2 separate regions of the Homo sapiens genome follow, and region 2 is linked to region 1. A link is an interaction called in ENCODE POLR2A ChIA-PET data of the cell type or tissue named here. Cell type or tissue: PC-9. All regions are shown on one strand. Each heading gives the region's core, and the rest is flanking DNA. Links, peaks and the distances in the headings are about the cores only.

What was found. Peaks named below come from ENCODE experiments on the same cell type or tissue, not always from the same donor. Only the 100,000 strongest peaks of a DNase experiment are listed, where the experiment ranks them.
Region 2: POLR2A ChIA-PET joins it to region 1 with 5 read pairs; 2 of 35 experiments call an interaction of 5 or more read pairs at or near these places.

Annotation. Positions count from the first base shown.
Region 1 is chr12:58,087,780-58,094,587 of GRCh38, reverse strand. It overlaps LINC02403 (long intergenic non-protein coding RNA 2403), which reads right to left and starts at 6,696. Exons shown (of 4, transcript NR_135022.1): 1 at 6,476-6,696; 2 at 6,267-6,380; 3 at 6,038-6,150; 4 at 1,226-1,261. It overlaps LOC105369784 (a long non-coding RNA gene), which reads left to right. Exons shown (of 4, transcript XR_001749166.2): 2 at 3,987-4,017; 3 at 4,990-5,122. RefSeq lists an enhancer at 582-1,781. In PC-9, for the core only: no CTCF peak of the experiment used is centred there; no DNase peak of the experiment used is centred there.
Region 2 is chr12:58,032,143-58,038,950 of GRCh38, reverse strand. No RefSeq gene overlaps it. Among named protein-coding and RNA genes, the nearest start is that of LINC02403, 52 kb to the left of the region's middle. In PC-9, for the core only: no CTCF peak of the experiment used is centred there; DNase peaks (open chromatin) are centred at 4,050 and 4,420; H3K4me3 peaks cover 1,100 bases; H3K27ac peaks cover 1,727 bases.

The sequences.
Region 1 (6,808 bases), core at 550-5,549:
AGGTCATAGGGGAAAGCAGAGGAATCCCAGGTACCAAGCAGAATCAGGAAGAAAGGGTCAGGTAAGGAGACACCACGGGGATAATCAGGGGAGGGCCTCATCTCAGAAACTTCAGATGGTGCCTGAGAACTAGTTCATGGTGACAGAGCAGTCATGGAGCCATTTCCAGACCTGCTGGCCTTTTCATACATAATTATACTGAGCAATTATTATAAATAATTGGAATGGCCCTGGAGAGGTAACAGGACCAAAAGAAGTTGCCTCTTGATAGCAATTTCATATGTAGCAGGGTTGCAATTCACTTACACTACCTTCATAAATCCAGAGAAAATGAAGTTTCAGTATTTTCTTATAAATTACTCTCTCTAAATTCCCCATTCCCCTTGCAAGCAGAAAGAGGGAACTAGAGATTTTAGTTCAACTCTAAAATTACAGGCCATCCCAAAATCTGAACAGAGTCCTTAAGTAATGTGATGTCTTTGGGATAAAAGCCACTCCATGTCCTCAGCTGCCTGGCAGGGCCCATATGCTGGCGTTATCCTTGCAGTGCATTTAGGTGACTTGCCTAATGTCATTCAGTCTTTCAGATGCCTGATCTTCCTTCCTTCCTTCCTTCCTTCTCTTCCCCAAGATGATGTTCAAGGAAGGGAAAGGTCCTTGATTCCACATGGCATCCCTTGCAGCAAAATGCCTAGACTGGGCTGCTCCTGGAGAGTGACCCTCATGGAGCAGCCAATATCTGGAGGAGTGTTAGTGTCTCCTGCAGAAGCTGGGCTGGGCTGGACTGGGCCAGACTGGCCCCTTGCATCTCCACAATGGCCTGGTGATTCTCCCTGGCTACTCACTCAAGCTCTGCCACATCCTTCAACCAGCTGCTGGAGGTCACCTTCCTCGTGTCTTGCTGGGTTCTAAAGCAGGCTTGTTTGGATCTTGTCCAGTCCCTTTCACTACCCCTCCTGGGGCTGGGAGAGGTACCTGGGCACATCTGGGTCTCCTCCACACCTCACCACATGAATTGGTACAAGAGTTGTCTGGGAGAAGAGAGTAATCCAGTTCCCTTCTAGAGTCTCACACCTAAACTGAAACAAATCTCCTCCACCCCATTCTTGAATGTCTTATCCCACATACCCATCTCCCCACTGCCTCCCAAACCTCTATCTTTTTCTTCCCACAATTCCCCAAGTAAGTGAACTTTCACTTACTTCTGTAGGGGAAGAAAGATTTCTTTTCTCATTCTTCACCAGGTTCATGGCTGAGGCACCTATAAGAAAAGGCTGATTAACAAAGAAAAAGCACACGTTTATCTAATATAAGTTTTATGTGACATGAGAGCCTTCAGAAATGAAGACCCAGAGAAACAAGAAAACCTGTATATTTTTACACTTGACTTTGTTGAAGAATGGACAGTCATGGGGAAGTATGATTGGACAAAGGAGGTATAACCTAATGGGAATAAACTTGGAGGAACTTAGTAAGGCAGGTTTGTTTGTTCAGATTCTTCTGTGTCTTCAGAGATAAGGATGTTCCTTTCTTCCGGGTATAGGGAGGGTACTTCCTGAATGAGGATGTTATGACCTGCTTTAGAGAAGAAGGATCCAAGAAAGTCAGAGAGTGCCCTTCCTGGGTTTTATGACCTGCTTCAGGGGAGAGGGGGAAGGGTAAGTTGAGGGAGACATTCCACTTCTGCAGTTTTCTCAAATGTCAGGCTGCCATATTTTGATGTTCCTGTGCCCCATCACTTCCCTTTCCTCTCTTACTGAGACTCGGCTGTTGCCACTTTCTCCTCCTCCTCCCAGGTTCTTAGCTCATGGCTAAGTCTTACTAATAAGTAGAATTCAGGGGAGAAAAAGATGACAGGAGCTAAATTTGGATCTTTCTCATAAATATGAAACTCATTATCCTGAGAACAAAAGATCTCTCCCAAATTCTCAGAAAGCCCCCTTAAAAACAGGCAAGGAATTATTTCAGGGTGTCCTTGTAAAAGTCAGCACAGATGGCATTTGAATTTGTACATCACTGGCATGCATAAGTATACGTATAGCAACAAGGTGTGCAAAACTTGTAATTCCCTAGACTTTGACCACAGGAGAATAGGATGTGACTGTTATGCTAATGATCTCATTAATATCATGAATACAATTAACAAATGAAGTCAATTATCACTGGCAAGCATTCATTACAAAGAGATAAGTTGCTGTGCTCCAACCACACAAGTAACTATTTTGCTGCATTTGTCCGGAAGCTCTCTTTTCATCTTTGCTCATTTATTACCACTAAATGTATAAATGCCTGGGAATGTGGACTCAGCTCATTACTTATATATATTACCTTGATTATAATTTGACCTCATGTACACTTCAGTTTGAAGAACCCTACAAAATGCCACTTCTATTTATAACACAGCCTCATCTGCCAAGCCTACAGGAGAAAGCCTAATTGGAAAGAATAAAAGGTTACATTTGTGTGTAAACTGCACATTCATTTAGTCATCGATTTTATTCTTTCTAATTATCAGTGGTTGTGCATCTCCCAGTAGCTTGGATATAGTTGGTTTTCCTCCTAATAATTCCTGAGAAATAGAAACTCTAATGATCAGATCAGTCGTTGGGAAGTGTGGTCTCAATGTGCAGTTTATTGGGGCTGTCAAAAATTAATTTCAGCATTCAAACTTAAACTGCCATAAGACTGTGGTTCAGAGGCCAAATGCCTATTTTTATGTGACTCTTTCACTATCTGTATCATAAGAGCTGCATGTTCTTTGTAGTTTAAAACAAAATAATGGTCTTACCAGAAGTCCCACAATTAAATCTTGTTGCAGGCAGCTTTTCTTGCTGCCCCTCCATAAGAAGTGAAACGGTTCTCAGACGTGGATTTTAAACTGTTTGAAGAAATGACTGAAGCTGACCTCTACTGGGAGCCATCTCAGTTCCCAACCTGCAGCATGCACAGCTGCCTCTCTCTCTCCTTCTGCCCACCTCGGCTTGCCTCCCCATCCCTAAGTCTCCCTGGTATTAATTAGTCATTTCTTGCTGCCCTAACAAAGTACCACAGACTGGTGGCTTAAACCAGGGGTCCCCCCACCCCCAGGGCCACAAACCGGTACCAGTCCCTGCATGGCCTGTTAGGAACTGAGTCACACAATGAGCTGCACGCAAGTACGCTAAGCTTCATCTGTATTTGCAGCCACTCCCCACTGCATGAATTACCAGCTGAGCTCTGCCACCTGTCCGATCAGCAGCAGCATTAGATTCTCATAGGAGTGCAAACCCTATGGTAAATTGTGCATGCAAGGGATCTAGGTTGTGCATTACTTATGAGAATCTAATGCCTGATGATCTGTCACTGTCTCTCATCATCCCCAGATAGGACCATCTAGTTGCAGGAAAACAAGCTCAGGGCTCCCACTGATTCTACATTATGGTGAGCTGTATAATTATTTCATTATGTATTACAATGTAATAATAATAGAAATAAAGTGCACAGTAAATGTAATGTGCATGAATCATCCCAAAACCATCTCACCCCCTCCACGAGTCCATGGAAACTCTGTCTTCCACAAAACTGGTCCCTGGTGTCAAAAAAGTTGGGGACTGCTGGCTTAAACAACAGAAATTTATTTTCTCACAGTTCTGGAGGCTAAAAGTCCAAGATCAGCCAGCCAGCACGACTGGGTTCTGGTGAGGGCTCTGTTTCTGGCTTGCAGATGTCTGCCTTCCCACGGTGCCCTCGCATGGTGAGAGAGAACTCTGCTATCTCTTCCTTTTCTTCTAAGAGCACCCGTTCTCCCAGGTCAGGCTCCAGCCTTATGACCCCATTTAACCTTCATTACTTTCTTCAAGGCCCTCTCTCCAGTATAGCCCACATGAAGGGTTAGGGCTCCAACATATGAATTTAGGGATGGGACACCATTTAGTTTATGGCACCCCTGGCCCCGGCACATTGATGCTCTTATTCACCATGACGCAACATCTTTTCAAACAAAAAAGTTTTGAGGAAGCTGTGCTGGGAGAGTGGCTGGTGAGTAGCAGGGCTCCCCCAGTTCACAGGCTGTGTCCTTTTTGCAATATGCCTCCTCATATCGCTTTGTCAGGTGGGTCCTTTGCAGAGGCCAAGGCAGAAATTTCTCAGGGAGGTTGTAGGGGTTGAAAGAGTAGGGAAAGGGCTGTTTCTCCAGAAGTGTCTGTGGTTATCTGAGCAAAGAATGGCTCTGATTAGGAAAGGTGGAGTAAACTGAAAAGATGGACTCCTAAGGGGCTGGCCTTAAGAGGGGACTGTCATCTGCATCATGGGATCTGAGGAACACTGAAAATGTCTGTTCAAAATGCCTCACTCCTTGGCCTGATGCTGACACTAAAACTTCACCACTAGAGATAAGGAAAAGAGGATCCATGTAGTTGTCAGCTAATAGAAAATGGAGGGAGGAGAAAAAAACATTGCTTGTCATTTTTTCCCAGACTATAAGAGCCAAAGGGAAAGAAGAAGCATTTTGCTCACTTTTGAACTCCCACCAAACTTAGTACGGTTGCCTGCGTAAAAGCGGGTGCTCAGTATATCTTGAGTGACCCCAGAGGATTTGGGTTCCTTTTGCATTCACATGCCAAGTGCTGAGTAAAACCTATTAACTTTAATGTTATTTATGTCACCAAATATATTTGTCCATTTCATTTTCGTCACCTGAGCCAAACTGGGCGTGGATGCCATACAAGGCCAAGCATTAAAACAGCCCCACAAAAGTCACATTTATACATTCAGTTCTTTCTAGTCCTCTCCCCACTTCATGAATATTTTAAATAATAGAATACAAGCTATTTTCTATTTAGTGTTGCTATAATTAGAAATTATTCTGGGCTACAGTAAAAGCACAACTGATGTGTGATTCACTTTGCAAATAAATTTACTGTTTAGCATTTTAACCGTGGATTCATTTACTGTATTTTCAGATTGTTTTTATATGAAACAGCTAACTGTTCTGCTTTCTTCACTTTGCAGTATTGGAGGTGTTTCCATTTTGAAACCACATCTCTTAACTAAACGAGTTGATTAGAGAAATGAGCAAATTAACAAGGTCAAAAGAAGGTCTTGCCCTGAAGGCACAGACTTGAAGTGTTCAGCTGATGGAGAGGTAAGGAAGAAAGAGAAAGCTGCCAGGCCATAGTCAGGGGGAGGCAGAGTCTGGTTATTTGTACCTCATACACGCCTAACCTGTGGACTCCTCTAAATACTGATGTATCTGTTTCTTGAACTAGCAAGGGCTCATCTGGCTGCAAGAATAGGGTAGAATCCCCACAAATTAGCTCAGAAAAGGGGCTCCGTTCAAAGGACACATCTCTTGTGGAATCCATGGAAGTGCAGGGGGAAAATAAAAATGGGAAAAACAGGACTCAGAGGACAAATTAGGGCTTGTCTGGGATCCTCTGCACCAGAAGCTCCCAGATATTCACATCAGCTACACAATTAAGGTGTCTGGGCTCTTAAATCCCCCTGTCTCTGTAACTTGGTCCCTTGCTACTCAAAGTGTGACCCTGGGACCAGCAGCCTTGGCATCACCTGGAAACTAGTTAGAAATGCGGAGTCTCAGATTTCACCCCTGCACTATTGAATCAAGATCTTTATTTTAGCAAGGTTCCTAGTAATAGGCTAGCCGCTTGGCAGCAGACTTGCCACCACTATGGCAAGAGGCTACTCCTGATCGAATTCTGGGGAGATAAATGAACCAAAGTCATAGGGCATAAAGAATAGTTAGGCATTGCAGACAAACTGTCCTACTGCATATGTTAAGTGTGTTTTGAGCTAAATTAAACCTGTGTCCATTCTGAGTGTTCAGTTCCCCAGAGAGTCTACACTGTGTACCCATTGGTACCATCTTGATGCACATCTCTTGAAATTAAGCATCCTTGTTTATTGGATGACTAGAAATGTCAACTTTCATTAGCAAAGTGAATGTTTGGTCCTTTATAAACACTGTTGTCACACCAAAAAAATGAATGTAGTGCACATATACAAGAAAAGAAAAAGGCGAGCTCTTTATAATTCTTACCAGTTCAGTGATCCAGTAATGAGCTCTCATGACCTCCTTTCTTCTCTAAAATCTGAATTCCTCCTAAGCAGCATCTTCACTGATGCTTTAATCCCAGGCGGTGGTTTCCATACCTGGAGGTATAGAACAGAGCTGTATGTCATTTTCTCCTCAGGATTTAAATTTAACTGGAGAAGGCAAGACTGTGGGTAGCTAATTAATAGATTTTTTTTTTTACAATTGCATGTACCTGGCATTATTCTGATTAAATTTCCAAGCCGATTAAAAATGAGTCCAAAAGATTGGCAAGCATGGTTTCCCGCCTTGAGGAGCACAGAACTGGCTGGGGAAGTCCCCAAGCAAACTTCCGAGTTGAGAGACATGCCAAAAAAGAAAGGAAGGTGGTGAGCACAGGTTCAGAAACAAGATTTGCAGTTTCTCTCTCTTTCCATCTCTCACCTCATATAACAAGCACCAATCTTTCTGTGCTCTAGTTTTCAGCACACAGAAATTTCTGGTTCTTATCTACCAGCAGCCAGAAATACACAAACCCCTCCGGTATCACAGATGCGGGATTTCCACTACAGCCCATTTACTGAGTGTTCTGCATTTCACACATATTCAATGGGCCCTGCTTCTCAGGGCTACCCGGCCTGAGCCCTGCCCTGGGCTCCCGGGGCGCCTGCCATAAGCACATCCTCCTTGTTAAAAGAGACATTGGCCACTCCCCTTTGTTATTCAGACGCTACCACTCGGTAGAGAGATTAGGACCTAAGAAAGGCTCTGTCTTTG
Region 2 (6,808 bases), core at 1,054-6,053, 56 kb after region 1:
AATCGGAGATGCCATAAACAAATGGGAAAACATTTCATGCTCATGTATAGGAAGAATATATGACCATATTGCTCGAAACAATTTACAGATTCAATGCTATTCCTATCAAACTACCAATGGACACTTTTCACAGAGTCAGAAAAAAACTATTCTAAAATGTATATAGAAACAAAAAAGAGCCTGAATAGCCAAAGCAAACTTAAGTAAAAAGAACAAAGTCAAAGGTATTATACTACCCAACTTCAAACTATACTACAAGGCTACAGTAATCAAAACAGCATGGTATTGGTACAAAAGCAGACACATAGAGCAATGGAACAGGTTAGAGAACCCAGAAATAAATCCACACACCTACAACCATCTGAGCATTGACAAAGTCAACAACAACAAGCAATGGGGAAAGGATTCCCTATTCAATAAATGATGCTGAGATAACTGGCAGCCATATGCAGAAGATTGAAACTAGATCCCTTCCTTTCACCGTATAAAAAAAATCAACTCAAGATGGATTAAAGACTTTAATGTAAAGTCTAAAGTTATAAAAATCCTAGAAGAAATCCTAGGAAATACCACTGTGGACATAGGCCCTAGCAAAGGTTCCATAACAAAGACACCAAAAGCAATTGCAACTAAAACAAAAATTGACAAGTGAGTCCTAATAAACCTTCTGCATAGCAAAATAGACTATCAACAGAGTAAACAGACAACCTACAGAATGGAAGAAAATATTTGCAAAGTTTGCATCTGACAAAGTTTTAATATCCAGAATCTATAAGGAGCAATTCAACATACAAAAAACAACCCCATTAAAAAGTGGGCAAAGGACATGAACAGAAACTTCTCAAAAGAAGACATACAAGCAGCCAACAAACATTTTCTTTTTATTATTATACTTTAAGTTCTAGGGTACATATGCACAATGTGCAGGTTTGTTACATATGTATACATGTGCCATGTTGGTGTGCTGCATGCATTAACTCATCATTTACATTAGGTATTTCTCCTAATACTATCTCTCCGCCCTCCCCCTACCCCACAACAGGCCCTGTTGTGTGATGTTCCCCAACCTGTGTCCAAGTGTTCTCATTGTTCAATTCCCACCTATGAGTGAGAACATGCGGTGTTTGGTTTTCTGTCCTTGCGATAGTTTGCTGAGAATGATGGTTTCCAGCTTCATCCATGTCCCTAAAAAGGACATGAACTCATCGTTTGTTACAGCTGCATAGTATTCCATGGTGTATATGTGCCATATTTTCTTAATCCAGTCTATCACTGATGGACATTTGGGCAGCCAACAAACATTTTGAAAAATGTTGCACATCACTAAACATTAGAGAAATGCAAATCAAGACAACAATGAGATACCATCTCACACCAGTCAAAATTGCAATTATTAAACAGTCAAAAAATAACAGATGCTGGCAAAGTTGCAGGGAAAAGGAAACAATTATACACTGCTGATGGGAATGCAAATTAGTTCAACCACTCTGGAAAGCAATTTGGAGATTTCTCAAAGAACTTAATGTTCTCACTCATAGGTGGGAATTGAACAATGAGAACACATGGACACAGGAAGGGGAACATCACACACTGGGGCCTGTTGTGGGGTGGGGGAAGTGGGGAGGGATAGCATTAGGAGATATACCTAATGTTAAATGATGAGTTAATGGGTGTGGCACACCAACATGGCACATGTATACATATGTAACAAACCTGCACGTTGTGCACATGTACCCTAAAACTCAAAGTATAATAAAAAATAAAAATAAAAAAATGAAATAGAATAACCATTTGACCTAGCAATCCCATTATTAGGTATATGCCCAATGGAACATAAATCATACTACATAATGATACATACATGCTGATATGGTATGGCTCTGTGTCCCCACCCAAATCTCATGTCAAATTTTAACCCTCACATGTCAGGGGAGGGACTTGATGGGAGTGATTAGATCATGGGGGTGGATTTCCCCCATGCTGGTCTCATGATATTGACTGAGTTCTCACAAGATCTGATGGTTTAAAAGTGTGGCACTTCTCCCCTCACTCTATCTCTCCTGCCACCATGTAAGATGTGCCTTGCTTTCCTTTCACCTTCTGCCATGATTGTAAGTTTCCTGAGGCCTCCCCAGCTATGTGGAACTGTAAGTCAGTTAGAACTCTTTTCTTTATAGTTACCTAGTTTCAGGTAGTTCTTTTTATAGCAGTGTGAAAATTGGTTAATATAGAAAATTGGTACCAGCAGAGTGAACCACTGTTATAAAGACACCTGAAAAGTGGAAATGACTTTGGAATGGGGTAATGGACAGAGGTTTGTACAGTTTGGAGGGCTTAGAAGAAGATAGGAAGATGTGGGAAAGTTTGGAACCTTCTAGAGACTTGTTGAATGGTTTTGACCAAAATGTTCATAGTGATATGGACAATAAAGTCCAGTCTGAGGTGGTCTCATCTAGAGATGAGGAACTTATTGGGAATTGGAGTAAAAGTCACTCTTTCTATGCTTTAGCAAAGAGGCTGGCAGCATTTTGCCCTTGCCCTAGAGATTTGTGGAACTTGAACTTGAGACATGATTTAAGGTATCTGACAGAATAAATTTCTAAGCAACAAAGCACTCAAGATGTAATATGGCTGTTTCTAAAAGTGTACATTCATATACATGAAGAAAGAGATGGTCTGAAATTAGAACTTATATTTAAGAGGGAAGCAGAACACAAAAGTTTGGAAAATGTGTAGCCTGACCCTGTAGCAGAAAAGAAAACCCATTTTCTGGGGAGAAATTCAAGACAGCTATATAAATTTGCATATGTAACAAAGAGCCAATTGTTAATAGTGAAGTCAGTGAGAAAAATGTCTCCAGGGAATTTCTAAGATCTTTGTGGCAGCCCCTCCCATCACAGGCTTGGAGGCCTAGGAGGGAAAAATGGGTTCATGGGCCAGACCCAGAGCCATGCTGCTCTCTGCAGCCTCGAGACATGGTACCCTGTGTCCCAGCTGCTCCAGCTCCAGCCATGGCTAAAAGGTGTCAAGGTACAGCTCAGGCCATTGCTTCATAGGGTGCAAGCCCCAAGCCTTGGCAGCTTCCATGTGGTGTTGGGCCTGTGGGTATGCAGAAGGCAAGAGTTTGGGAACCTCCGCCTAGATTTCAAAGCATGTATGGAAATAGATGGATGTCCAGGCAGAAGTCTGCTGCAGGGGCAGAGCCCTCATGGAGAACCTCTACAGCATAGGGCAGAGGAGAAATGTGGGGTTGGAGCCCCCACACAGTGACCCCACTGGGGCACTGTCTAGTGGTGCTGTGAGAAGAGGGTCACTGTCCTTCAGACCTCAAAACAGTAGAACCACTGACAGCTTGCACCATGCACCTAGATAAGACGCAGGCACTCAACACCAGCCTGTGAAAGCAGCTACAGGGGCTGTACCCTGTAGAGCCACAGGGGAGGAGCTGCCCAAGGCCTTGGGAGCCCACCCCTTGCATCAGTGTGCCCTGGATGTGGGATGTGGAGTCAAAGGAGATTATTTTGAAGCTTTAAGATTTAATGACTGCCCTGCTAAATTATGAACTTGCATTGAGGCTTGTAGCCCCTTTGTTTTGGCCAATTTCTCCCATTCAGAATGGGAGCACTTACCCAATGCCTGTACCCACACTGTGTCTTGAAAGTAACTAACTCGTTTCTGATTTTACAGGCTCATAGGTAGAAGGGGCTTACTTTGTCTCAGATGAAACTTTGGACTTTGGACTTCTGAGTTAATGCTGAAATGAGTTAAGACTGGGAGACTGAAAGAAGAAAAAAAATCTGGAAAGGAGGTAGGACTAACTTGTAGCTCCCACTCAAATGGATGTAGCTCCCACTCAAATGGACAGACAGTATGTGGAGACTCACAATGTAAAATATTGCTGCAAGAACCACTGCAGGAACATACCAAGAAAACAAAAAATTTCATAGACCCTTTCAAAGAAGCAGCTTGCTGCTGCAAACTCCATGAGACAGCCAAAAAACTGCAAGTGCCCAAAGCATGAGAGGGTGAAAGTCTGCCTCTGAACACACATCCTGAGGAACCTGAAAATCCAGATCACAGGAGAAGGATCTAACCTTAACTAGAGCTGAAATGAATTTAGAGAGCCAAGCAAAATATAAAATAAAAGCAGCAGTAGGAAGAGCTATGTAGGCACTCCTGGTCTCCAGGGAAGCCATTTCTAACTTTATCTCACGGGGGTTCTGGGGACAGCAGCCAGTAGAATTGGGGAAAAGCCACAGGGAAAAGGAGACTTTAAGCTGAACTTTGTAATAATTTTGACAAAGCATGAATTTTCCTGGGCAGTAGCCAGGGGTCAAACAGGAAGTACAGATATTAGCACAGAAGCCATGGCAGTCAGGGAGTAGCAAGTACTGAAAGCCCTGCTTGCTTTCTCAGCAGGGAGGCTTGTAGCCTGGGGCAAGATCTCAGCCCCGCACACTGGTGACCTGGATATAAATTCAGCTCTGTTGGCTGTTGGGAGAGTACAGCGGGAGTGAGATTAGCTTTGCTGGCTGCATGAGAGCTGGGTAAGGCCTGTCACTGCCGGCTTTCTCCAACCATCCTGGGGACCTGTATGAAGCTGCAGAGGCAGCCATAATCCCCCTTGGAACATAACTCCATTGGCATGAGAACCACCCCATCCCCAACAATGGCCACAGCAAGCCCCACCCAAGGACAGTCTGAGCTCAGACCCACCTAACCCTGCCCCTACCTGATGGTCTTTCTCTACCCACCCTGGTAGCTGATAACAAAACAACAACAAGAGACATAAACTGAAGGGAACTCTAAGACCCTGCCCATCACCTGAGAAACCCAAATACTTATCCAGGCAACCTTAGGGCAAGCTTGAATCCCCCCTATACTACCACAGCTCATGCTCTTTTGAAGGCACCACCTCCTGGCTGGAAGCCAACCAACTCAAGTCATTAGGAAACCAATTCTACTCCAAGGAAAGAGAAGGCCAACCAACTGAACTCCAAGGAAAGAGAAAACAATGGCTAATTCAACCACCTGGATAACCAGAGGTCTTGAGTCTGTCCACTTAACAACTTCACTGCTAGCATAACCAGCATTTAAGAAAACCAGTGCACTAAACAAAACTACAAGCAAGGATTCTCACAGAGTCCACTTCACTCTCCTGCTACCTCCACAAAAGCAGGTGTTGGTATCTATGCCTGAGAGACCTGAAGATGGATCACATCACAGGAATCCTTGCAGACACTCCCCAGTACCAGCCTAGAGCCTGGTAGTTCTGCTGGGTAGCTACACCCAGAAGAGCAATAACAATCACTTTAGCCCAGCTCTTAGGAAGCCCCAAGCCTAGGGAAGTGGGGAGGGCACCACATCAAGGGATCACCCCATGGAACAAAAGAATCTAAACAGCAACCCTTGAGTCCAGATCTTTCCTCTGACATAGTCTACCCAAATGAAAAGGAACAGAAAACAATTCTCATAATATGACAAAACAAAGTTCTATAACACCCCCAAAAGTTCACACTAGCTCATCAGTAATGGATCCAAACCAAGAAGAAATCTCTGAATTGCCAGAAAAATAATTCAGAAGGTCAATTATGAAGCTACTCAAGGAGGCACCAGAGAAAGGTGAAAAACAACTTAAAGACATTTTTTAAAATACAGGATATAAATGAAAAAATCTCCAGAGAAACAGATATCATAAATTAAAAAATCACAACTTCTAGAAATGAAAAACACAGAGAAATGCAAAATACACTGGAAAGTTTCAACAATAGAATTGAACAAGTAGAATAAAGAACTTCAGAGCTTGAAAACAAGGCTTTTGAATTAACCCAATTTGACAAAGACAAAGAAAAAAGAATCAAAAATAGGATTATGTTAAATTACCAAACCTAAGAATAATTTCGGAGTTCCTTTAAAGGAGAAGGGTTATATTTATATGAAATAATGCTCTTCTTACTCTAATGTCTGCAGTATTATGCTTCTGTGTTTAAATATTGAACGTTTATTACTCAGTATCTAAAATGTGAGAGGCAGGGTGATGTAGTGGAAAGAACCTTCAAATTGACCTGGGTTCTAATTGATTCTGACAGTTCCTAGGTGTGTAAATGACAAGCCACAAACTTTCTCTGAGACTGTCTTTATCTGTAAAATGGGAAGAAGAATACTCACTTCACTGGTTTGTTAAAATAATAAATTTAAAAAGACATTCAAAGTACCTGACAAAACATCTGGCACAAAATAGGCAGCTACTTAAAACAAGTTTTCATTAAAGTTGTGATTCCATTTAAAAAAAAAAAAAAAAGACTGGGGGACTGTTGAGACTGAATAATTGTATTTTGAAATATGAGAAGGACATGAGATTTGGGAGGCTCCAGTGGAAGAATGACATGGTTTGGCTCTGTGTTCCCACCCAAATCTCATGTTGAATTGTAATCCTCTCGTGTCAGGGAGGGGCCTGGTGGGAGGTGACTGGATCATGGGAGTGGATTTCCCCAATGCTATTCTCATGTTAGGGAGTTCTCATGAGATCTGATGGTTTAAATTTGTGGCACTTCCCCACTTGCTCTCTCTCTCTCCTGCCGCTATGTAAGATGTGCCTTGCTTCCCCTTCACCTTCTGCCATGATTGTAGATTTCCTGAGGCCTCCCCAGCCATCCATAACTGTGAGTCAATTAGAACTCTTTTATTTATAAATTACCCAGGTCTCCGGCAGTTCTTTATAGCAGTGTAAAAATGGACTAATACACATGCATATGTTCATCACAGCACCATTCACAATAGTGAATAGTCACAAAGACATGGAATCAAC